Linked DNA regions of Mus musculus: regions 1, 2, 3, 4 and 6 are each linked to region 5. A link is a loop called in an ENCODE intact Hi-C map of the cell type or tissue named here. Cell type or tissue: left cerebral cortex. All regions are shown on one strand.

Region 1 (4,000 bases), 89 kb after region 5:
CCTTGTCTCTCACAGGCAGATGTGCCTTATGTACCTGGAGCTGAACTCTGCTTCGGCAGCCGGCAGTTTCAAATGCACACCACGCATCCGTCGCTCACTATGGTTTTTGTCTTCTTCCTGATCCTAGAATGCTTGCATAGGCACAGTGAGGAATCCCCGGGTGGGACCCCCATAGGAGACATGGAATTCATTTGTTTCACATCCACCCCACACATGTGACCAGAAGATACTTTATGCAACATTGTTAATTTTCAGCATGAAACAAAGTTTTGTAGTGTGGAGTTTGCCATAGGAAGTGCTCAAAGATTTTGGATTGTGGATAGTTTGATGTTTGATTAGGGATGCCCAGCCTGTAGACTGTTTTTTCAATAGTTATACAAAGGCCGGTCACTTTTTGTTGGGGAGCTCCTTGGAGTATCTCCAAATTCTGGTTTTAATTAACTAATGCATTTTCAGAGAGAGAGAGGGGGGAGAGGGAAAGGGAAAGAGAGGGAGGGGGGAGAGAGGGAGAGGCATGACCTTAACTTTGTGTAGTTATCCACAAAGCCTTCAGAGTGCATCTTTCTCTCAGAGATTTTCCCTGGAAAGTCTGTCCCCCAGTGGGGTGTCAGCCTGGTGCGGTACATAGACATTACTGCAGCCACTGAGCTTGGGACTAGGATCGATGTGACATTCCTGCAGCTTTACCCACATGTGATAGATAAGCAATTTATAAAATGTTCCCGAGTGCTGTTTTTCTCATTGGTGGAAGGGATGACAGTCCTAGAGCGTTGTGGCTGTCCCTAAGGGGAGCTATGTCATGGTCCTTGCAGGGTTATGGGGACAATAATGATCAGGGTCGTGGCCAAATGCCATGTAGTAATAAGCTGGACAGGGAACCTTGATGGCAGTTATTTCTTATAAGCTAAGATTTTTCTCTTTTTAATAATATTTGTGGTTTAAAAAATATTGTTTTGTGTCTCTGTGTATATATGTGTATATATTTGTGTGTATACGTGTGTGTGTGTACGTATGTTTGTGTGTGCATGTACACACACAGCATGTGTATGAGTGTGTGCATATGTTTGTATGTATGGGTCAGGCATTGCCTTGAGTAGCTGTTGAACTTTATTATTTGAGGCAGGGTCTCTCCATGAACCTGGAACACACTGACTGGCTAAGCTGGATGGCCAGCAGGATCTGGGGATTTTCCTGTTTCCAGCCTTTAGTGCCAGGATTGGTGGCCACCTTGTTTAACTTTTTGTTTTAACACAGGGGCCAGGGATATGAAACCAGGTCCTCATGCCAGCACAGCGAGCGCTGGGGACCAACCTAGAGTCCTGCACTTGTTAGACAGGCGCTCTGTGGATGAGTCACATCAGCTGCCCTTCATCCCTGGTACTCTTTTAAAGTGTGGATATATCTCAGTACTACGTGTCTGTCCACCGGAGAGTTCATGTCCATTACTTGAATTAACTGAAATCGATCAATGACTGGTTATTGATTGAAATTAGTTAATCGGTTAATCAATTGAGAGGTTTTGTGTTAAATGCATTGGTTGTCCATCTCCAATTCTGTAGTACATTCCATTTTCAGGGAAATTTGTGCCTATTAATTAGTGGCAGGTGCTGGGCTGTCCCAGGAAATGAAGCTCTAGGTTCTTATGAGCCTGTTCACAGCATTTCTGCAAGTGTGCTGCATAAGCCTTTTTAAGTGCATTTCCATTTATAGGTCCTCATCTAATGCGTAGTGTCGCTTTACTGACATGGAACGCACAGTAACAGCTCCTTTCTCCGAGTGATGCTTTAACGGGTATGCCTGTTTTCTCTGTGAGGCCCATTAATCTTCTCAGCTTAATAAACAGCGCAGGAGGACATCTAAAATGGTGAAACGCCACAGAAAGCGGAAAAAAAATACAATGATGCCTCGTTCTCCAACAAACTAGACCAAAACCTGATGCAGAGTAGAGGACAGAGGGGTCAGTGTAAGAGCTCAGCTAAGAAAGAGGGAACCATATGTCACTTTGAAGTCCTCAGCTAGGATGTGCTTCCTAGCAACTCAACATTTTCTCTCTCTCTCTTTCTCTTTCTGTGTGTGTGCACGCCACACACACACACACACACACACACACACATGCTCACATCAAAGTGTTGCAAGGTGGCTGGAGAGATGGCTCAGCAACTGGGAACATTTTTTTTTTTGCTCTTGTAGGAGATCCAGATTTGGTTCCTGGCATACACATGGTGATTCAGAACTGTCTGTTCCAGGGATCTGATGCCTTCTTCTGGTCTCCATGGGTACCTCATGCATGAGGTGCACATGGCAGGCAAACACTCATGCACACAAAGTAAAATAAGTATGCCTTTTGTTAAACAGTGCCACAAGTATTGACGGGAACTTATGAGTAACAGTTAGCAGGAGACTTCACAGGACGGACTCCACACCGCTGTCTCATGAAAACTCAGGATGCCGTGTCCAGACTGTTCCCAAGCACAGAAGCCACACTTCATGCTAAGCTTTTGCTGGGCTAGCAGCAATCGCTAGTGCCCTTCCAGTTCTTGGTTTAATCTCCAAATTGGATCATGTTGTTATGCTGGGACCCTCGAATTAGAAGTATTTTCATAAGTCCCTTTTTACCTTTGATGTTGGTAGTTGGGCTGCTAGGGAAGAATTATCTTCAAAGTCCAAATTTGGGGTAGAAAGCAGGTGCCAGGAGAACCACGGTTGAGAGCTGGTTGCCAAGGAAGTAAAGGACCCTAGCAGCCATCAGCCAGTGACCCATTGGGCATTAAGCCTCTGCTACAGTTGCCTGTGATGAGCTGGGATGTGATGTCTAAATGGGAATGCCCTATAGGCTCGGGCCTTTGACCTCTTCTTTCCCTAATGGCGGAGCTGTCAGGAGGCTTAGGAGGTACAGCCCTTGCTGGAGGAAGTATGTCACCAGGCCAGGGCTCCGATGCTCGTAGATTCATTCTACTTCCAGTTTGCTCTCCCAGCTTTGTGCTCCAGCTGCCATGCCTTACCACCAAGTAGCTTTTGGTGATGGTATCTCATCACAGCAACCATAAGGTAACTAAGGTGGAAAGCTCCTTGTTTCCGGAGTCCATCTTTTAGTGAGGAAATGCTCCGGAGGAGATGACAGTGGGCCAGTGGGTATGGCCCAGAGCACCCAGCTGCCAGCACTGTGTGCAACCTGTGGCCCTCAGCTCTCAGAGCTGCAGTCTGTGGTTTTCTATCATAGCAGCAACATACCATGAGCAGGGACAGTGAGAAAGGGTGGAGCGATGATGTCAGGAAGGGTGGAGCCAGCAGCCACATTCAGCAATACAGCCTCCTGTGGGCATTTTCTTCTTTCTTTTGGTCCTTGTTAGCCCACCCTACTATCATCCCCCAAGGGGGACATTTGTGGAAAGTAGTATTTTGAGGGTAATATCACATTGTGTTGAGATGAAAGCAAGCACTATGCAGAAGTAATGTCAGCTTTTGCAGATTAGCAATAGCTGTCACTGGAGACTTGTGCTATTGTCAGGACTTCTAAACACTACATCTGTTAGAGCTTCAATTAAGCAGCTTACCCTTGCTGTAATTTGGGCATCCCAGTGGCCCATGCATGAAAGGTGTGGGAACCTCTAAGAGGTGGGACCCCATGACAGGTGTTTAGGTCATGGGGTATGTCTTAGGGTTTTATTGCTGTGAACAGACACCGTGACCAATGCAAGTTTTTTTTTTTTTTTTTTTTTTTAAGATTTATTTATTTTTTTGTATGTGAGTACACTGTAGCTGTCTTCAGACACACCAGAAGAGGGCATTAGATCCCAATACAGTTGGTTGTGAGCAATCTTGTGGTTGCTGGGAATTAAACTCAGGACCTCTGGAAGAGCAGTCAGTGCTCTTAACTGCTGAGCCACCTCTCTAGCCCCCAACCAATGCAAGTTTTATAAAGACAATGATAATTGGGACTGGCTTACAGGTTCAGAGATCTTATCATCAAGGCAGGAGGAGCATGGCAGTATCCAGGCAA
Region 2 (4,000 bases), 83 kb after region 5:
TGAGACTGTCCCAGTAGCCAGACCCTGCAGTTTCTGTCCACCAGATCTTTACAGATGTTTTTCGTTCCCAGCCTCAGCTGTCTGTGTTCTGCTCCTGCTGTAACTGCTTTAATCAGCTGTCAGTCAGGTACCAACTTCACCGCTGAGCAGCTTGGTCTGCCAGCTGCTCACCTGCTGCTCACCTGCTTCCCTGTCGCCTATACCTCTGCCGATGCCTGCCCTTTTCTCTGTTTAATCAGTTTAGCCAACACTACTCGAGTAGGGAAAAAAAAAAGGACTACTCAGGACCAGTCTTTTATTGGACTTGATGCTGCAACACCAGGGGAGGCAGCCCACTCATCACAGAATCTAGGGAAGGTGCTTGGGCCAATCAAAGCACAGCTCGCATGCAAATGAAGGCTTGTTTTTGCACCAATCACAGCCTTGCCTCTAGTTTTTGTCACAGTTCCCTCTACTGGGATATGGGGGAAGTGTTCCCTCTCAGGTCTAGGTGGAAATGGCTGCAGGTTCATCCAGGCCTGTGTTAGCAAAATGTGTGATATAAACTGAAACGGGCTAGGCTGAGCCCGTGTCTTCTGAAGATGAACAATGAGCTGGGATTGTTGTGCAGTTTTCTTAGACACTGCAGAGAGTTCAGAATGGCTTTTGCTGGCAAAAGAGCAGTCTAGCTGGCTATTATTTGATGCACGGTCATTTTGTTTGTGGTCACGAGGGCAGCAAGGGAGATTGCAACAGCTAACAGCTAGGGCCTCAGATTGACTCATTCGTTTGCAGTAAGAACTTAATGATTTATCACGAATACTTAGAATGATTTTGATAGATTTTGACTGAGGTCAGTTCCTTGCTAAGACTCCAGGGGGAGGAGAGCATCCTTCTCTGCCACAGTTTGTCACGGTGACAGGAAGCAGGCTAACAGGCATCTCGTGTATGCCAATCCCTATTAGGTTGTCCGTTGCTACAAAACCCGAGCCATTTCCATTTGGCCTGTGGTGGCTCCTGTATCTGAACACTTAGTTCTCGGTTGATGACGTTGTTCGGGGAGGTTATGAACTTTTAGGAGGTGAACTCTTGCTGGAGGAAGTACATCCCTGGGTGTGGGCTTGAGACTGCATAGCTCCATCTCTCTGCTGGTTTACCCTTCTGCTTCCTGGTTGCTCTGAAGATGTGGTCTCTCAGCTTCCTGCTCTCTGGAACTGTAAGCCAAAACAAACTCTTTGTAAGTTGCTTTTGGTCATGGTGTTTTATCATGGCAACCAAAAAGGAATTCATACAGGGCCTGATCGTGGTCCTTGGAAGCTGCGGTAGATTCTTTACAGGCCCCGCCACAGTTGGTCACCCCAAGTCTCCCAGATGTCCTATGTCCCAGCGTCACTCTAGGAAGGTCACTGGGCTTGCCCAGCCTCCCCATTTTAGAGGTTGTCACAAACTTAATACACACTCATTGCTTTTGTTTTTCTCTACTGTTTAGCTTAAGATGTTTGTGCTTGTGGACACCCAGTTCCTCAGAGTAGGAATATTGTCAAAGCATCCGGTCTCCTGGCTGCGGAATTTACAGTTACCTCAGGGCTCTCACCATTAGCCTCGTGTGTTTAGGGATCAGATCGCTGGGGTGAGGTCGTCCTCCTGGCAGGCTTCCAGAGAGTTCTGCTTGCAAGGAGCCAGTGCCCAGGCTTTCAGGGAGCTCCGGTTTCTCTTTCAGTGATCTTCTTTCACATTTATCAGAGTGGCTCTCACTTCAGTAACTCCAGCAGGGACTCTGAGTGCCAGGCTTGCCTCGTGTGGCCTGAAGTGACCTGCTCAGCTCCTCCCTGCCTCTTACTGTCCGTCCCACCTGACTCACAGACCTGTAGACATCACAGGAAAGGACCTGGCCAGGAGCTCTGGAAAGGATTTGTACTGGCCATGCAGACAGCCAGTCAGCTCCTGCAGACCTGAGCCTGTGACCCCAGTGCCCAGAGCAGGTCAACAGAGCAGAGGCTTTGCATGTGGGTGCCTGAGTCTGCAGAGTTGCATTGACTCAAACATGGCTGACACACGCTGGCCGTGCGGCTAGTGCTGGCAGCCATGCAAGGCTGGGTGTACTTGAGTGTCTTCAAGTTACCCCTGCCTAGACTCTTTCCCACCCTGCACCTGACCTTTTCAGGGCATGATGAAACTAGTAGTTCTCTGTGGCACTCTCTGTCCCAAGCCCAGCTGTAAGAAGAGCACACAGGCAAACTCTTTCTACCTAAAAGAGAGGGAACAATGAAAATTGACGCCTTTGTTAGATCTGCCCACGGTTTCCAGAATAGAGCAGCATACACAGTAGGGGTTCCCATGATTTCTGTAAGCCATCCTCCCTTGTGTGTTGTGTGTGTATCTGTCCGTCTGTCTGTCCGTCCGTCCCTATGCTTGTGTGCCAGAGGAGGATGTCACATGCCCTGTGCCTTAGTCCCCTGAGACAGGATCACTCTCTGCCCTAGTCCCCTGAGGCAGGATCTATGACTGAATCTGGAACTCACTGTTTTTCCAGTAGGCTAGCTGCCCAGAAAGCCTCTATGAACAACTCCCCCACCAACCTGTTCAAACGCTGGGGTTACAGGCACCTGCAGCCACGCTAATGCTGCCTTTTCTGTGAGTGCTGAGAATCTGAGCTCAGGCCCTCGCGCTTGCACAGTGGTCTCACCGCCAAGCCTTTCCACAGCTCTTCCAGCTGCATCTTAGTCTGCTTTCTGAGCCCAGTGCCTGCAGCTAGCTCTGAGCTGCACAGCGGATGTCCGTCCATCCGTCTGTCCGTCCGACAGAGTTTGGTTTGGCTTCCCCTTCCCTCCAGCTGATGCCTCTCCATCTTGAATCTTGGCTCTAGGAAGAAATCTGGCTGTGTTTCCCTCCTTCTATTGGAATAAGGAGCTTCAGCTGAGCTCCTGGCAGGGTTCCACTCTCTCTCTTCATGCAGCTCTCTTCATGCAGACACATGAACCGTGCTCCCTTCTCTCACTTGTCCCCTGAGAGCACCCTGCTGAGTTCAGAGCAGATTATACCTTCTGGCCTAGTTAACTTTGTCCCAGTAGCTGAAAGGAGATAGAGTCACTGTGATCAAATAATAGGAAGAGCTCAAGGGATTAACATGGTGAAGTCAGAATAGTCAAACAGCCCAGATCCTGGTGGCTGGAATGCTACCTTGAAGCAGGAAGCCCCAGTCTCTGTTCATGTGATGTGGTCATGCCCACTGAATGATGGCGGAATGACGGTGACCTGCAGATGCGATTCCCCCCCCCCCCCACCACCTTTTTGCATTTTATCTTATTTTGATTTGAGATCAACTTTTATTTTTTAAAATGTTTTTATTTATTTACATTCCAAATGTTTACCCCCTTCCGCACCCTCCTCCAAGAGTTCTTCACCCCGTCCCTCCTCCCCTTTGCCTCTGAGAGGGTGCTCCCTCACCCCCCCCCCCCCCCCCGCTACACCCCCCATCCCCCTTCCCTGGGGCGTCAAGTCTCTGCAGGATTAGCTCAGATGCACTTTCTTTCTTTACAGGACATTTTTTGTGTTTTCATAAAACTCGACTTGGTGGTCAGTGTGACTCTAATGTGGAATTTCCTGTATTTGGAGAAAATGTTTGGAGTGTTGCTGCTTATTTGGTCCACTGGAGACCCTGTCTGGATTGTGTTAAGTGACATTTTGCCTCGACCTTTTGTTCCTTCTCTTTCGGCTTTAAGGAAAAACAAACAGATGAGCAGATACGGCTCCAGGCCTGCTTTGTGGGGTGAGGTCCTAGGGTTGATGCTATGCACAGCGAGCGAAGGTCCCACCACAGCTTCCCGCTGCGTACGATCCGTACATCCATTCAGTCTTGGAGCATTTAGAAGTTCTCTTGGCTTGAACTGTCTTGGATATCCCTGAAGGTTGTAAATTGCTGAACTGTCAGGACCTTATCTGAGCCAGTATTGTTTACTTAGGCAGTGAGGACCCAGGGCACAGGAGCCTAGCTTGGAGCAAACTAGCAGTGTAAGCTGGA
Region 3 (4,000 bases), 120 kb before region 5:
TCTACAGCCTCTCTACTCAAGAGGGCTCCTGATACCTAGGGGAGACAGCCTCATTATGACACAAAGGCGGTTGGACACAGGTGCCTCTGGCTTCTTTCTCATCTCTAGCACTTGGAAGGCTTGTAAAAAAAAAATTCAGTGACTTGAAACTATAAAACCTGGATCTTCTTCATACCATAGACTGTACTCATCAGACAGATGTTCCAAGATTCCCAGTGGATGCCCCAAACCTTGAATGCTACCAAACCCTTACATACCAGGTTTCCCTCTATATATACACACATGTACAAAGCTTAAATAGAACAGTACTATCGCCCATTCATGAAACTTACATTAATATGACCCCAGTCTCTTGAAAGAGATAAGACAATATCGGGATGATGAGGACTGCAGACTTGTAAATGAGACAGACCACTGGGCAGCTCCTTCTTTAATTCTTGTGTTTGATTCCTGTGCCTCATGAGAAAAACCGTCATCATCTTTGTTTTACAAAACTGAATGTACCTGCTGCCTGTAACATAATGTTTTAAAGAGTATCTTGTGGCGTGACTCACCTGGCTAATTAACATATATAGTGTGCCTTGTGTTGCTTTCTATTTGTGGCGAGAACATGTAACACACGGGTTCCTTAGCATTTTCCAAGAACACATTACAGAGCTGGGTATGACTCCATGGCAAAACATTTGCTTAGCGTATTCTTAGTTCCAGGGTCAAGAACTGAGAACAGAATGTTGTCCAGGTAAGGTAGTACAAACCCACTAAAGGAGGGCTCCTTCTGGTTACAAGGGGGGCATCTCTGGCCTGCGTGGAGACCTAACATTTCGGTTAGCCTGTGTCAATCACCTAGCCAAGGGACCACCCTTCAGGAAGGCCATGTCACCCCTGGGATTCCCAAGATCCCACCCCTAGCTGCATGTCGCTTTATAAGTCTATCTGCTTTCTGAATCATTCAGAAAATCCTAGCTTCCCCTCCTCATTTCTGTCTCATGTCTTAGGATGCTTTGCCAGCACTTTGGGCTTCTTCAACATTGTGGTCTGCCTTACTCTTTTTCTAAAGCCTCCCTCTCTGCCATGTGGCTGCTTGTCCACATGGCCAACCGTGGTTTTCCCTTTCTCTCCTCAAGTCTTCTCCTCTCTGAAGATGCAGAGGTGACAGCTTGCCTGCTCGAAAGGGATGCTCTCTTAAACCCTGGTAAAACTGTCTCAAAGCCGTATGTGTTCATCCATTCTTAAAGTTTTAAAGGTTTTGAAAACCATGCGCAGGGCTATTTTGCCTGGATCTGTGTCTCTGTCTCACTTCAGCGTTTGGTACGCACAGGGGCTAGAAGAGGGGTCAGAGCCCTTGGAATCTGAGTTACAGACAGTTGTGAGCCATTATACACGTACTGAGACTCAAACCTGGATCCTCAGCTCCCAGTGCTCTTAACCACAGAGCCACTTCCTCGGCCCCCTTTTAAATTATTTTATTAAAGAGACTAAACGCCCCAAAGTACCATCTGGTAACCAAAGAGAGGCTTCCCAAATGCCAGTAACAATAGTTGGACACACCATACTCCTTACCACAGTCTTCGAGTTACCATGCGCAACGGTTCTGTTCACATGTTCACATGTAAGATTTCCATACTCGCCACTGATTTTCTGAACATCGGTGAACTCTAAGGGTATTCCTGAATGTAGTCTGGGAGAAACCGAGTCATCATTACACTTTGACTTTATAATAAGAAATCAAACTTCTGGGGCACCTGCTCTGCAGGACCATCGTCCATCTCCGATTTATAATACTGTTGTCCATAAGATGGGGCCAAAGAGCCACAAAGCGTAACACCCCTCTGGAAGAACCAGGCTGCTTCAAGGGCTAAATCCCTCCATTTTCTGGAAAAAAAAAAATGTGACAGAGATGGGGTGGGGCGGGGTGGGGGACCCCTGAACTTGGCTCCCGTGGGTCTGTCTGTCTTTCCTGTTTCTACCACCCAACTGACAGTCCACAAGGGTGAAAATGGATACGGAAACTGTTTCACCTGGAAGGATTTCTGCCAATTTTTTAAACACAGAGAACCACAGAGAAAGTAAACGAAGAGGCTCCAATGCGCGAACAACTGTCAGTGGTATTTACGAGGGAATAAAGCTCCGGCCATCACAAAAACCCAGATTGCCAGAGCTCTTGATCGCCGGTTTTAATCAAAATGCAGCCAGCTGCCTGTGTTTAATGTTAATTGTGGAGTTCTGTATCTCAGCCAATCACTGCACTTCTGAGCTGGCACCGTGACAAAAACAAGCCAGACACCAAATTCTTATCCTGACTCATTTGGCTGAGGTGGGGTAGGGTGGGGTGGGGAGGGGTGGGGTGTAAATCACTTACAGGTCTGGTCAGTGTTGGTATGAAGGACTTAGCTGGTTTTGTAATGCTAAACAACCTCTATGCCTGACATTTTCTTTCCGTCTTCAAGATGCACCTGCAGTGCAGTTAGAAACCTACAGAACCCGCAGTTCGCACTTCCTGCTACCAAAAGGCCATGTAGCATCTTCGTGAGATAATGTTTTTATGTTGGGGTCCACTATTGCCCAGAGAAGCTGCTTTGCTTTGTAGCTTCCTCTACTCCCTGACCAGTGCCCTGGGTTGTAATTTAGAGAAGTTTCCCTTTTCTCTCAGATTGCTTAACACTCCAAGCACCCAGCCAATCCCCACCCCCACCCCCACCCCCACCCAGCGGGAGGGGTACCTCTGGTCTGGAAGGTAAGCAATGCAGATGAGCTGGAGTGAATGGAAATGTCCAGCAAGAAAAATAGAACCCCTTTCCAACTTCCCACAGTCCTGTCCTCTCTCCTCATCTCCATAAATGGTTGGTGAAATAGATGTCTTCCTGACAGTCTCTAAAGGAGCTGCGGGTTTCTAGAGTTACCTCAGGCACGTGGTGAGTGCACAACGAAACCTTCTACAGCCTTGAGCCGGACTCAAAGAGATCTGACAATGCAAAGACAGTGTCAGTGATTGGCCGCGATGCTTAGCAACTAGTTTGTCCCTCTCTGGTCTTTTACATATAGACTGTAGTTAATATTTAAACAAATGTAAGCAGACCCACGGGTTGATTAAATTAAGTCTTCTCCAGCTCGATTTACATAACTTGCAGTAATCAGAACGGGGAGAGAGAGAAAGTGGAACTGGGCAGAGAGGTACACTTTGCAGTCGTTTGGAATCAGGAGTAATTGCAGCGAGCTTCTAAGTTCTGCTGTTATTGAAGGAAGGCCCAATTGGCTGAGGCTAACTGTAATCTCAAAATATTAACAGATGTGAGTTGCTGAGCTGGCAAGTTAAAGTCTTAGATAAACAAGCAGGAAAATTATAAACAAGAAGAAAGAAAAGCTGGGTTAAAGACCTGAAAACCTCATGGAGATTCACCGTGCCACTGGGTTCTAGCCTAGCCCCCGGAAGTACATTCATTTAGCCAGTGCTAACTTTGTTTTACCGCAGAAGCCGACTCTCTTTAAGACAACCCCCATCACTCCAACCCTGCCTGCATGCCTTTATACAGGACTAATCCACCATACAGGGCAACATCAGACGCCCTGCTGTCTCTTTGCAAATTGGACAGCAGCACACACCTCAGTTGTCTTAAATTGTACCTTTCCAAGCTGTTCCCTGATCACCTGCGGTCTCAGGGACAAGAAAGAAAAGAAGCCACGTGGCGGGCACAGTGCCACTGCCGGCTACTTCATCCCCCCACCCCCAGCTCACAGCGCCCGCGCGCCTCCACTACTTCCCAGGAGTTTCTCAGAAACGGAAACAAAATTAGCCCTAAATGAAGCACCTTGACTGGAGCAAAGAAACAAAGGCCAAAGGTGGAAAGCAGGAAGGATGAAAGCAGCGACTTCACCGGCCTTGGACGGGTTCAGTAGGAGTTTGAGGTTAAGTAGACGTGGATAGTTGATGCAAAAGCTGCTGCACAGTCTTCTCGGTCCTGCAACATTCCGGTCTCCCAGCAACCCCCAGGGGGGCAGCCTT
Region 4 (4,000 bases), 72 kb before region 5:
ACCTTGTGTGGTATGTTCAGACACGAGCCACTATTATAACACATCAGTGCCTACATAGAGCCTTCACCCCTACATGTTAGTGTTTTGGGGGTACAGGGAGGTAATCTTCCTTCCTTCTTCTGACGTGTGCTACTGAAGGAGAAACATAAACACCGCCCAGACACAAAACCTTTGCTCTACAGCGATGTTCTGCCTGCAAGATAGGCTAGTGCAACGGTGGTACAAAGTTTGTGGGAGTGAACAACCAGTGTATGGTTCCACTGAAGGCCGACTCTACAAGATGGAACCCAGGTCTGACACTGCTTGGGTGACCAAGAACCTGAGACTAAATAGCCCAAGAACGTAGGGTAAAACCAAATACTACTGTTGTAAAACAAACAAAAGCAAACAAACAAAACAAAAACAATAAAATGACTCCTAATGACATTCTGCCATACTCATAGATTAGCGCCTTGCTCAGCCATCATCAGAGAAGCTTCCTCCTTCAGCAGATGGGAGCAAATGCAGAGATCTATGGCGAGACATTATGCTGAGAGTGAGAGACCTTGAAACACTCAGCCCTAAACCAGATGTCTCTATCAAACCCCCCTCCCCCAGGCTCAGGGAAAGCCACTGAATGGTGCACTTTGCATATTCATTATGGCTTCAAGTTTAGTAGTATTTTTTACAGAAGTTTTGAGTATGTAAATGAGTGAGTCTGTTCCTTGTGCCTGCTCCTAGGATCTTTTCCTGGTTTTTTGTTTTGTTTTGTCTTTGTCCAATTCCAATGTGTTAGGTTTTTAAATCTAATTATATTATACTATCACATTTTATTATTATTCCTTAGATGCTTGTTTGTTTCCTAATGAATGACAGAAAGGGATGGATCCAAATGAGAGGGAAAGAAGAGCGGGGAGGAAGAGAGGGAGGGGAAACCATAATCAGGATATATGTGTGAGGAAAATTATACACACACACACACACACACACACACACACACACACATTCAGTAAAAGAGGGGGGAAGATGGTACTTCTCAGAGTTAGTATACCAGCTTCCAGAGACCCACTCACTTCACAGTGACTTCCCTGGTTGTCCCTTCATGTCTGTAGACCCGGGAAGCATTTCTGGGGGAGGGTGGAGATGGGGAGGAGGTTCTAGTACCCTTTCTCCATGAGTCCAGATAGCAAGACTGAACACTTTGAGGAGTCCCAATTCAAATCCCTGTGGTCCTTCTGGAGGTCCAGAGCTACCTGATTCCCAAACGTGAGAGGAGACAGATTTTTTGGCAGGAGATGTAGTAGAGATGTAGTAGAGAGAGGCTGCATACTTGGCACACCTGAGTTTCTCAGTGAGTAGCTAGTGAGCAGCCATCAGGGCCTGAGCAGGCAATGGTCCTGCAGCTACCTTGTTCAGACATAGGCTGACAACCACCTTGCTTGGCACCGCTGTGATTTCTAGCAGGTGAAGAAAGGTCAGATCTATGTGTTTAGGTGACAGGGGAGGTCAGGGGGTGACAGAGGTGACAGAGAAGTGCTATAAAGAAAACACTAGGAACCAGGGATGGAGGGGGCAGGGCATGGATTAGACCAGAGTGTCCTCATAGCTTTTCAAGCTAATTTCCAACTCAAAGCACAGGGAACAACCAAGCAAATTGGCCATAAATGATTAACTTCTAGACTAGAGATCATCTATAAATATAGGCAACAGTGACTGGAAGAGCCTAAGGCCAGCTCCAGCAACACTGGGGACATTAACAGTCTAGCCTTCTTCACATCCTTTTCCTCAAGGACAGGAATTGCCTGGGTTGGGGCTGTAGATCTCAAAGGCTGATTGTATCCCAGCTTTGAAAATGTGGCAGATTTATCAAAAGGGTCCCGAAGCTGGGATGCCAAAAACAAAAACAACACACTTACACACACACACATGCACACACACACACACACACATGCACACACACACATGCACACACACACACATGCACACACACACACACACACACACACACACACACTGAAGCTGCCGAGTGACTCCACGTTGCTCAGCCGGTCCTCAGCCACCAGAAGGATTCAAAGCAGATCTTAATTGGAAGGGCTGATTGAGATACAGAATGCAGACGCACAGCACATTAACCCCAGGCCTCTGCTTCCAAGCAGCTTGGTATCACAAGTATATTTTCAAATTGGAGAACAGCCCCATTCCCTGGGGAGTTCTTGTTTCACCAGACAAAGCCTAGCCAGAACTTCAACAAATAAAATGCAAATGAGAATGGAGAAAATTAATTAGAAACAAAGATCAGAATTTCTTTTCATTAACTCTTAAACACACACACACACTTCAAACTAGCCTTGAAGCATGCTAATTTGCTCAAATTAAAATGCAATTCACCACGTGGTTTCTTTGCAGTGACCTTGCAACCCTAAAATTAATGAACTGGTGAGCCCAGAGACGGTGGCTTAAAGGGTACTTTCCCCTCTGAAGTGGAAGGTCAGAGTAACATTAGGAAGCATGTGACTGGTCCAGGGTTGTAAAATATTCTTCCCTTAGGATGTGGGAAGCAAGCACACACTGAACAAGGACTACCTTGCAAGGTTGCTGATCTCTTTGGGATAGGCATTAAGTATATGATTCTGGAAATATGTAAAATAATTATTATAGTTTTATTTTACACCGCATCCATACTGACACAAACTCAGGGTCCTGTGGGAGCTTCCTCCCCTCACCCCACCATCAGGGTCTCATGTTCTGAACTGAGCAGGAGGATCACAGGTTCAAGGCCAAGTTAGGGAGATTTGGCCCCAAGATAAAATAAGGACTGCTATGTAGCTCAGTGCAGAGTACTTGCCCAATAACAACAAACCGTTGCATTTATATTTATAGATATACAAGCTTTTCTTTCTATTTTTTTCTTTGGTCTTCCTGGGGATAGAGATTCCACACAAGTTCTCTACAACTATACACACCTAATCCTATGGGCAAATTGTCCTGGATAGTTTTGTGCCAACTTGACACAGGGTAAAGTCTTCTGAGAGGAGGGAACTTCAATTAAGAAAAAGCTGCCATACGATTGGGCTATAGGCAAACCTGTTGGGCATTTTCTCAATTAGTGATTGATGTGGGAGGGCCCTGCCTAGGTCGGTGGTGCCATACCTGGGCCAGTGGTCCTGGTTATATAAGAAAGCATGCTGAGCAAGCCATGATAAGCAAGCCAGTAAGCAGCACCCCTCCATGGCCTCTGCATCAGCTCCTGCCTCCAGGTTCCAGTCCTGCTTGAGTTCCTGTCCTGACTTCCTCCAATGATGGACTATAATCTGAAAGTGTACGCCTAATAAACCCTTTCCTCTACATGATTTGATCATGATGTTTCATTGGAACAAATATATTTTAAATGATTGCTTTTTTAGGAGTACTTTGCCTGTGTGTGTGTATGATCAACATGGCCTTGTGCTTGCAGAGGCAAGAAGAGGCATCACATCTACTGGAACTGGAGTTACAGATGGCTGTGAGCCACCATGGAGGTGATGGGAACGAGACTTGGGTCATATGGAAGAGCATTCAGTGCTCTTAACCATTGAGCCACTTCTGCCGTCCCTGCAAATATTTCTTTAGACAAACTCTTAGGTGCAAAATTCCCTGATCGAAAAAACTAAATTGTGATAGATAGCCTATTTTTCTAAGGATTGGCAATTGGTGCTCTGATTACCACAATTTAATCTGAGCTGGTCCACAGAGGTTAGGACAGCTACTAGAAGGCCCACAAACAGGCATTTACCACAGAGAGGAAGCTTATAACAAATCAGTGCCAACAGAGTTGGATCTTATAAATCAAAGAGTTAGCAGGCTGGGGAGATGGCTCAGTGAGTGAAGGGTTTGCTACAAAAGCATGAAAACTTGAGTTTGGATCTAGCACCCACATAGAAGCTGGGATAACATGCATGCTTGTAATGCCAGCACTGCGGGGAGCAGAGACAGGACGATCTGTGGGGACTTACTGGCCACCAGTGTAGCCAAAATGCCATCT
Region 5 (4,000 bases):
TATGTAATTGTGTAAAGATTCATTTGAGAGAATAATTTCTCCAGCCTTGACTTGGTGTGTTTTCAAAGTTACGTTTCCTTTAGCTTTTTCTAATTCCTTTAGCTTCTCACATTTTTCTTATATGGTGATAGAGTGCTGTATAAAAAAAATCACCCTACGATAATGACTTCACAGGACTTGAGCTAGAAGCCGTTAACTGTCTGGTGGCAGGATGGGTGGGTGGGTGGGTGTGCCCAAGGGTTAGGGCATCTCCTTAGCTCCTCTGATCTCTGACTTTACTGTGTAGTTCTAGGAGACACTGAGAGGCCATAGAGTATGGAGCCCGGGGAGGAGCTAATATTGGGAAGAAACCACCCAGTGTGGCTACCCCAGATTGTCTTAGGAAAACCAAGGAATTAAAGACTTTTTTTTTTTTTTCCAGTTTTACAAGACAGGGTTTCTCTGTGTAGCCCTGGCTGTTCTGGAACTCTATAGACCTGGCTGGCCTCGAACTCAGAGATCTGCCTGCCTCTGCCTCCCGAGTGCTGGGATTAAAGGCGTGCACCGCCACTCCCCGCTAAGACATTGTTTTAAACTATCACAATTGCTGCTTCGAAAAGATTTGCCTGAGTCAGTGCAGATCCCAGTGAGTGAGACCTCCAAGCCGGTTCAGCTGCTAGATGGGCTCATGAATATTAGATGAAAATTTATAATTCTCAATTCCATCCTACTTCTTCGTGACACCAGAAAAATGTCTTCTGATCAGCCCTAATGCCCCTGAGTAGATCCAGCCCTTTCAGTGGCCTTGGAAAATAAGTTACGCCGTGTTTTTCTTTCTTTCTTCTTCTTCTTTTTTTTTGGCAGATGTATTTATTTGCATGCTTCCCAAGTAAATCACCCTTCTATTTATTTGGTTGTTGTTGTTTTTGGTTGCTGTTGTTATTTTTATTGTATTTGTCAATTCTCAAGATCTTCTTGTATTGACTCTCCATCTTAGCACTTAGGCCAGTGGCACATTCTAATCTCCTTCTTCTATCGTGCCCGCTGGACTCTTTCCTTGGGCCGTTAGGAATACCTTTTTGCTGTTTGTGTTTGTTTGGAGATGCGTACTCCAGCCTCACCTTCAACTTTTCCTACAGCTGAGGCTGGCCTTAAGCTCCTGATCTTCCTGTTTTCTTCACCCATGTGCTGGAATTACAGGTGTGTGCTACCACTCCTAGCTGGAGACGGAGTTAAGATTAGGATCTGATACATTCTTTTGCTTCTCTTTGTTCTTTTAGGCCCAAGCCTCCACGGTTGAAAATATCTGTTGAATGGAGAGTTTGAGCAGTGGTGTGGATATGAACTCTTGGCAGGTTCACGGATGAACCTTGGCGATTCTAGGCAGCAGGATAGAATCCCCTTTAGGAACTTTATTAAGTCAGGAGCACGGGGAGAGAGACATAATGGTTTCACGGGTGGACCCAGAGTGTCTGCGCAGACTGGCCAGTCCTCAGCAATCCAATGCAAGGTAAATGGCTACTGTTCTGACTGTAAAACAAACAAGCAAACAAAACAAAGCGAGTGTAACTATTTTAATAAAGTTTTATTTAACCCGATAGGTCCAAAGCACCATCATTTTGACATGTAGCTAATATAAAGACACACATACGGCGATTTTCGTTCTTTTTTTTTTTTTTTTTTTTTTTTTAACACAGTCTTAAACAGTGTCTGGTGTGTATTGAAAGCTTAATACAGCTCAAGCTGGACTCGCTGTGTTTCAGTTGAGCAACCACAGTACTGACAGCCTGTGATAGTTCAACCTTTTTCTCCCTGGATCTCAGACATCTCAGCTCAAAACAAGCGGCGGGAGACGCCCCCTCTGATGAGGCCCCTGCTGTCCTCTCTCGGTTTTTGTTGTCAACACAGAAGAACAGAGCGACCTCATTTATAAGCTATTTGTTTGCTATCGTTTCCATCGGGGTGTGGGCGCCTCCGGGGCAGGACTTTATTGATTTCTGCTCTATTTTTTTTTTTTTTTTTTTTTTTTTTTTTGTGGTTTTCCAGGCACGGAGCACGTCGCCTGGCCCACACGGATCCTTGGGTTCACACTCTGAGAGGACGAAAGCCTCCGGCTTCTTCGAAGCGGGCGGCAGAGGGCAGCCGGGCGCCGAGTCACAGGTGGGGCGCGCGCTCGGTGCGGGCGAGTGGGTGTGTGCGGGGTGCGCGCGGCGGGGCGGGAGCGCGGACCGGGAGGAGCCGCGAGCGCAGCGGAGGAGGAGGGCGCGGAGGAGGTGGTGGCTGCGTCCCCGCGGGGCCGAGCTGCGCCCGACGCAAGGAGCGGAGGCCGCTCGGAGCTGCCGGGGACCTGGACCCGCCGCGGGGCTCAGGGCGCACGAAGCGACAGCTGCGGGACCGGGTGAGTGGCCGCCGCAGGCAGTGGGAGGAGCGGGAGGGCGGCCGGGGCGCCGGGCGGGGGAACAGGTGGCGGGGCAGGGCGCTTTGTGTCCCTTCCCCGAGCTGTCCCCACGTTGTCCGGAGGCGGAGGCAGGAGCCCGGGAACCGCAGGCACGGGGCTGGGGCGCGGCAATGCGGGGTGTGGGGGTCCCCCAGCCTAGACTTAACAAAGGGCGCGTGGCCCCTGCCCGCGGGAGGCCTCGAGATCGGGACCCAGCCCCTGGGACCCCGATTTTTTAGAGTTTACCGTCTCATTCTTCTCCCCATGTCTTTCAGAGGTCTGCGGCTTGGTGCATGAGGGGCTCGCAGCAGCGAGGCGGCGGTGGGGATGGTTCGGGCCGCGGAGCCGGAGTGGCCTGGGCTTTGGTGAGGCGTGACAGTCTATCATGACTGTGTTCAGGCAGGAAAACGTGGACGACTACTACGACACCGGCGAGGAACTGGGCAGGTACCAGGAAGGGGTGACGGAAGCGCGCGGTGTGTGTGTGGTGGGGGGCACTGCGCGATAAACAGATGCTGCTTAAACCGGGCATGTCCCTGACTGGCCCTTCTCTGAGATGGGCGGATAGCAGAGGAACCGGTGCCTAACCAGCTAAAGCCAGGGACCATGAATAAACTGCCTGATCTGAGGGGTGGAGAGGCAACCCACAGTGCAGTTACTGTGCACAGGGTATGGTCAGAATCCCTGGATAAGAACAGACTTCATTGTGTGCACTACTAACTCCTGTCAGCCTTCACCCTTTTGAGACAATGAGGCAAACGCAAAGATTCTAACTGCAACTGGAGGGACCACCCATGTGTGTTTTAAGCGGCGTACAAGTTAATTAATGGGCACTTAAACAATTCTCTCCCCTTGTGCTAATTTTCAGTGCAACACCAGCCAGGATTGGTAGGCAGGCGTGGAACTTGCCAGATGTTGGCCTTGGATTTTGAAACTTCTTCCAACCAGGAATTTAATTCCCGGCTTGGTTAGTGGTGGCTTCGGTGTCATTTATGGCGGCTGTCTAGATTCAGAGCGTACCAACACGCTGTGGGGGGTGCGATGCTGAGCAGAGTGTGTCAGTGTCTAGGTGCACAAAGAAGATTTCACTGGGAGCCCTTGACGAGTGCTGGGTATCCATTAGCCCACCGAGTGTATTGATCTCTGCTGTGTGCGCAGAGAGCCCAGTGTTCATACCTAGATTTAAAATTTGTCTTGTGAAATTTGTGTATTGGCATTGTGACAGAAGCAGGCAAACGGGCTTATAAACAAACGTACTTGCAATTACTCACACAGAGTGTGTATTGAAGTTTGTATTTTTCCATATATACCCCATGGCCTCATACCAAGCTTCTTTTTTAATTCATGGGCAGGGAACTGAAAAGGGGTGGGGGTGGGGGTGGGGGGGAAGACCTATTACCTAATAGGATTTTGAAAGATATCTAACCAAAACTTTGTAATAATCCAGACAGCCCAGGAAAGAGAGAGGTCTAAAGAGTTACTGTACAGGATGTGTGTAAGTTCAGTGTAGCCTGGAGGCATCGGTGGAGCCTGTGCAGAGGAAGACAATACTATTATCTTAAATCTTAGTAAGTAAATAAAAGG
Region 6 (4,000 bases), 77 kb after region 5:
AAGAGGAAAATGGCAGTTTAAGAAAAATGATGCATGGGGTTGGGAGATGGCTCAGTCAGTGAAGGACCTGAATTATATCACTAGAACCTACATCAAATACCTGGGTATGGCAATGTGTGCTTGTTAGCTCAGCAGTGGGGAGGCAGAGACAGCTAACCCTAACCCTAACCCTAACCCTAACCCTAACCCTAACCCTAACCCTAACCCTAACCTTAACCCTAACCCTAACCCTAACCCTGCGACTTGGTGACCAGCCAGCTTAGCCTACTTGGTGAGTTCTAGGCCATGGAGAGACCCATGTGTGGCAGTTTGAATAAGAATAGCTCCCATAGACTCAGATAGATATGGCCCTGTTGAAGGAAGTGTGACACTGGGGGTAGGCTTTGAGGTTTCAAAAGCCCATGCCAACCCAGTCTCTCTTCCTTGCTCTTGGCCTGTGGGTCAGGGTGTCGTTCTCCGCTATTGCTCCTGCACCCTGAGTGCTGCAGTGTTCCCAACATGCTCCCCACCCACTGTCACGATAATGAACTAAACTTCTGAAACTGCGAGCAAGCCCACAGTTACACATTTTCCTTTGTAAGAGTTGCTTCGGCCCTGCGGTGGTGGCGCACGCCTTTAATCCCAGCACTTGGGAGGCAGAGTCAGAGGCAGAGGCAGAGGCAGGTGGATTTCTGAGTTCGAGGCCAGCCTGGTCTACAGAGCAAGTTCCAGGACATCCAGGGCTACACAGAAACCCTATCTCAAAAAACCAACCAACCAAACAAAACAAAACAAACAAAAAAAGAATTGCTTCGGTCACAGCGCATCTTCACAGCAGTAGAACAAAGACCAAGAAACCATGTTTCAAAAGGAAAAAGAAAATAGTGGATGGTAACTGAAGTTATTCTGTAGCCTGCACACATACGTGCACACACAGAGGCATGCACACTTGCATACGTGTTCACCCACATAAATATGAACAAGCATATACACACAAGAAGTGTGACACGGGGAGAGAGGACACGCTTTCCTGTGCTGTAAAACCTGTGTGTAGAGATAATCCCACCTTTGATTCTCACGACTGCTCCAGGGGTCAGAATACTTGCTTCCTCTTCCTTGACCACCTCAGAAACTTGCTCACACCTGCTTCCACACTGAAGCTGGACACCTATGGATTGCCTTGTAGACTGCTGTGTGTGAACCGTTGTCCTCTCTTTTAGAGCCTTACGCTAGCGTGCAGGAACCAGTGTTGATCTCAACAGGAGTTCATGGAGAAGGTTGTATGGAGACTTGGCCCAGGCCTCCAGGCATACAAATGCTTCTTGCAGTGTGCCTGATATGAGTTGACTTCTATAGGAAAGGTGGCAGAATATATTTATAAAGGAAACCGTCTTAGTGCCATACAGGGCTTGAAAAAGTTAACTCTCTGTCCCCTCCCAGCCCCCCGACACCACATTGGTTTTCTGTTTTGTCATAGTCACTCTTCTGCTTTCATGCCATGCATATAACACATACTTTCATGCAGGCCCTCACCTCCTCCCTACCTCACACATTTAGACTTTACACGTGAGAGAGAGCATAAAATGTTTGACTTTCTGAGCCTGTCTTATTTTGCTTAGCATGATCTCTAGTTTCATTTTCCTGCCCGTGACCCAATTTTCCATTTTTTTAAAAAATATAGCTGAATACAACTCCTCTGTATGTATGCACCCCATTTCTTTCTCCGTTTACCTGTTGATGAGTGTCGAGGCTGGTACTGTGATTTGGCTGCTGTGATGATTGCAGTTGAGAATGTGGCTGCGCGAGTGTCTCTGTGGTATAATGTGGCATGATGACTTATGCATTCCTTGAGAGATGTCCCCAGGACTGACATAGAAGCTTTTTAAAAAAAATTATGCGGTGTTGCTGTGTGTGTGTTTGTGAGTCTGTTTGTGTATATGTGCATGTGTGTGCATGCATGCCTGTGTGCCATGTCAACGTGTGGAGGTCGGAGGAGAACTGGCAGGAATCATCCCGACTTCCGTCCTGTGCATACGGTGGATCAAGCTCAGGTTGCAGGTTTTGCACCAAGTGCCCTTCTCTGCTGCGGCCTCTTGCTGGAATAGTCGTTTTTTAAGGAGCCTCCATCCTGATTTTCAATGTAGCCTCCCAGGCGTACACTCCCACCAGCAATGAATCAGGGTTCCTTTTTGCCCACATCTTCATTAGCATTTGTGGCCACTTGTTTTTGGTGATAGCCGTTCTGACTGGGATGAGATGGAATCTTAATGTCGTTTTCATTTGACAGCCAGGGAAGGGTGTTGAACACATGCTCAAGTCTTTCTCGGACACTGGTATTTATACTTTCGGGAGCGGTCTGTTTAGCTCATTTGCCCATTTGTTGATTGTTTGATCTGTTTTATATTTTAGTTTTTAATTTCTGAGTTTGTTATACTCTAGATGATTGTCCCCTGTCATTTTTATAACTGGTGAAGATTCTCTCCCATCCTGTAAACTGTCTCTTCTGTTCCCTTCGTTGATTTTCATACATTTGAAGGAACGTTATCCTGGGTGCACAGCCTGGCCCTCCCAGACCCTCCCAGTTCCCATCTGGTGATTAGGGTGCTGAATTAGCTGTGGTTTACATCCCTCCTACCTCAGAAGGATCTCGTCTACTTCCCATCTATAAATACTGTGCTGTGTCCCAGTTTTATATTATAGCTATAAAATTAGCTTCAGGCTGTGTTGCTGTACACAACAGCCGCTCCTTGTTTGTAGCCACTGAGTGCTTGTACTGGGCTGTGCTGTGAGTGCTAAGTGTGCAACAGAGGGACGGGGGTGGGGGTGGAGAATGCAGGGCATGACGGTGCATGAGGTTGAGGCAGATGGGTCTCTGTGAGCTTAGCTTACCTAAGCACGACATTAATGAGACCCTGTCTAGAAAAATAAATAAATAAAAATAGAAAGAAATCTCATCGTGTCTAAATGTGTGAGTGATGGTATTTTACTGGAATAAAATGTGTTATTGAAGTTAGTCTGGCCTGTATTCTTTTGCTTTACTGAAGCGGGGACTACAGAATTTTAAACTGCACAGACCGTCTGCGCTTGTGGCTTATTGTGTATTTCTGTCAGGCAGCTCTGTCCTGAAGCCATTGCATTTATAGATGTTTGTCTTAAAACTTAAGTGTGTGTGTGTGTGTGTCCCGGTGACGAAGGCGGCATAGCTGTCCTCCATTTTCCTACAATGATATGGAGACAATATGGTTAGGCAAGTTTTCTAAGTAGATAACTGACACTACTGGGGCGTTGTATAGGTCAGTGTAGATACTGGATTAGCTTCACAGTAAGAGGGATGTTTCAGGGGTTTTGTTGTGTGAGATTTAACTGCATGTGTTTAAGGGAGTCAGAACGTGAATAAGTGCGGATTTCAATTCCATTTTATCCAGATGTCACTGACTGTTTTGAGTCAGTGAGATAGTGGCTGCACATCCTATCATCCATCCATCCATCCACCTCTCTATATATCTGTCTATGCATGAATGTATGTATGTATGTATGTAATCTATCTATTCTAGCTGTCTGTCTATCTATCTATCCATCTACTTATCTCTATATATCCATCTATCAGTGCATGCATGCATCCATCCATGTATGCATATTTATATGTGTATATATCTGTGTGCTGTCTATGTATGTATGTATCAATCCATGTATGCATGTATGTTTGTTTGTATTTATGTATCTGCTTGTCTGCTGTCTCTCTCTCTTTCTCTCTCTCTCTCTCTCTCTCTCTCTCTCTCTCTCTCTCTCTCAGACAAGGCCACTCGAGGCCCAGGATGATCTTGAACGCCACACCCTCCTACCTCCACTACTCTGAAGGGCTAAAATGACCACTGAGCTCTGTGTACACACTGCTGTGGTTGGTGTATACTAGGCAAGCACTCTGCACACTGACCTTCATCCCAGCACTGACGTCCAACATTCTAAATATGATTCCAGTGCCCCTGATACATGGCTTTCTGCTGTCTCTGTGCCTGTTTCC

Evidence for each region. A loop is a pair of places that touch in the nucleus more often than their neighbours do. Peaks named below come from ENCODE experiments on the same cell type or tissue, not always from the same donor. Only the 100,000 strongest peaks of a DNase experiment are listed, where the experiment ranks them.
Region 1: a loop joins it to region 5, with 2.4 times the contacts of the local background. A loop is called at or near these places in 8 of 42 quality-filtered maps.
Region 2: it touches region 5 in a loop (2.7-fold over the local background); 11 of 42 quality-filtered maps call a loop at or near these places.
Region 3: it touches region 5 in a loop (4-fold over the local background); 16 of 42 quality-filtered maps call a loop at or near these places.
Region 4: it touches region 5 in a loop (2.0-fold over the local background); 2 of 42 quality-filtered maps call a loop at or near these places.
Region 6: a loop joins it to region 5, with 3 times the contacts of the local background. A loop is called at or near these places in 9 of 42 quality-filtered maps.

Annotation. Positions count from the first base shown.
Region 1 is chr13:60,688,917-60,692,916 of GRCm38, forward strand. The region is part of intron 2 of Dapk1 (death associated protein kinase 1); the gene reads left to right. Among named protein-coding and RNA genes, the nearest start is that of Gm35540, 5.0 kb to the left of the region's middle. In left cerebral cortex, a CTCF peak has its summit at 2,276 (motif pointing left); DNase peaks (open chromatin) are centred at 1,761 and 2,228; H3K27ac peaks cover 1,018 bases.
Region 2 is chr13:60,682,502-60,686,501 of GRCm38, forward strand. The region is part of intron 2 of Dapk1 (death associated protein kinase 1); the gene reads left to right. Gm35540 (a long non-coding RNA gene) reads left to right here and starts at 3,465. Exons shown (of 2, transcript XR_382548.1): 1 at 3,465-4,000. In left cerebral cortex, a CTCF peak has its summit at 825; DNase peaks (open chromatin) are centred at 457, 1,688, 1,965, 2,443 and 2 more places; H3K27ac peaks cover 2,289 bases.
Region 3 is chr13:60,477,360-60,481,359 of GRCm38, forward strand. No RefSeq gene overlaps it. Among named protein-coding and RNA genes, the nearest start is that of A530001N23Rik, 29 kb to the right of the region's middle. In left cerebral cortex, a CTCF peak has its summit at 1,794; DNase peaks (open chromatin) are centred at 1,154, 1,792, 2,221 and 3,679; H3K4me3 peaks cover 483 bases; H3K27ac peaks cover 345 bases.
Region 4 is chr13:60,527,419-60,531,418 of GRCm38, forward strand. No RefSeq gene overlaps it. Among named protein-coding and RNA genes, the nearest start is that of A530001N23Rik, 21 kb to the left of the region's middle. In left cerebral cortex, no CTCF peak of the experiment used is centred here; a DNase peak (open chromatin) is centred at 2,148.
Region 5 is chr13:60,599,734-60,603,733 of GRCm38, forward strand. It overlaps Dapk1 (death associated protein kinase 1), which reads left to right and starts at 2,214. Exons shown (of 26, transcript NM_029653.3): 1 at 2,214-2,377; 2 at 2,692-2,863. The coding sequence starts at 2,802. In left cerebral cortex, a CTCF peak has its summit at 2,109 (motif pointing right); DNase peaks (open chromatin) are centred at 1,870, 2,183, 2,926 and 3,398; H3K4me3 peaks cover 2,317 bases; H3K27ac peaks cover 1,693 bases.
Region 6 is chr13:60,676,441-60,680,440 of GRCm38, forward strand. The region is part of intron 2 of Dapk1 (death associated protein kinase 1); the gene reads left to right. Among named protein-coding and RNA genes, the nearest start is that of Gm35540, 7.5 kb to the right of the region's middle. In left cerebral cortex, no CTCF peak of the experiment used is centred here; DNase peaks (open chromatin) are centred at 1,810, 2,128, 2,659 and 3,017; H3K27ac peaks cover 1,695 bases.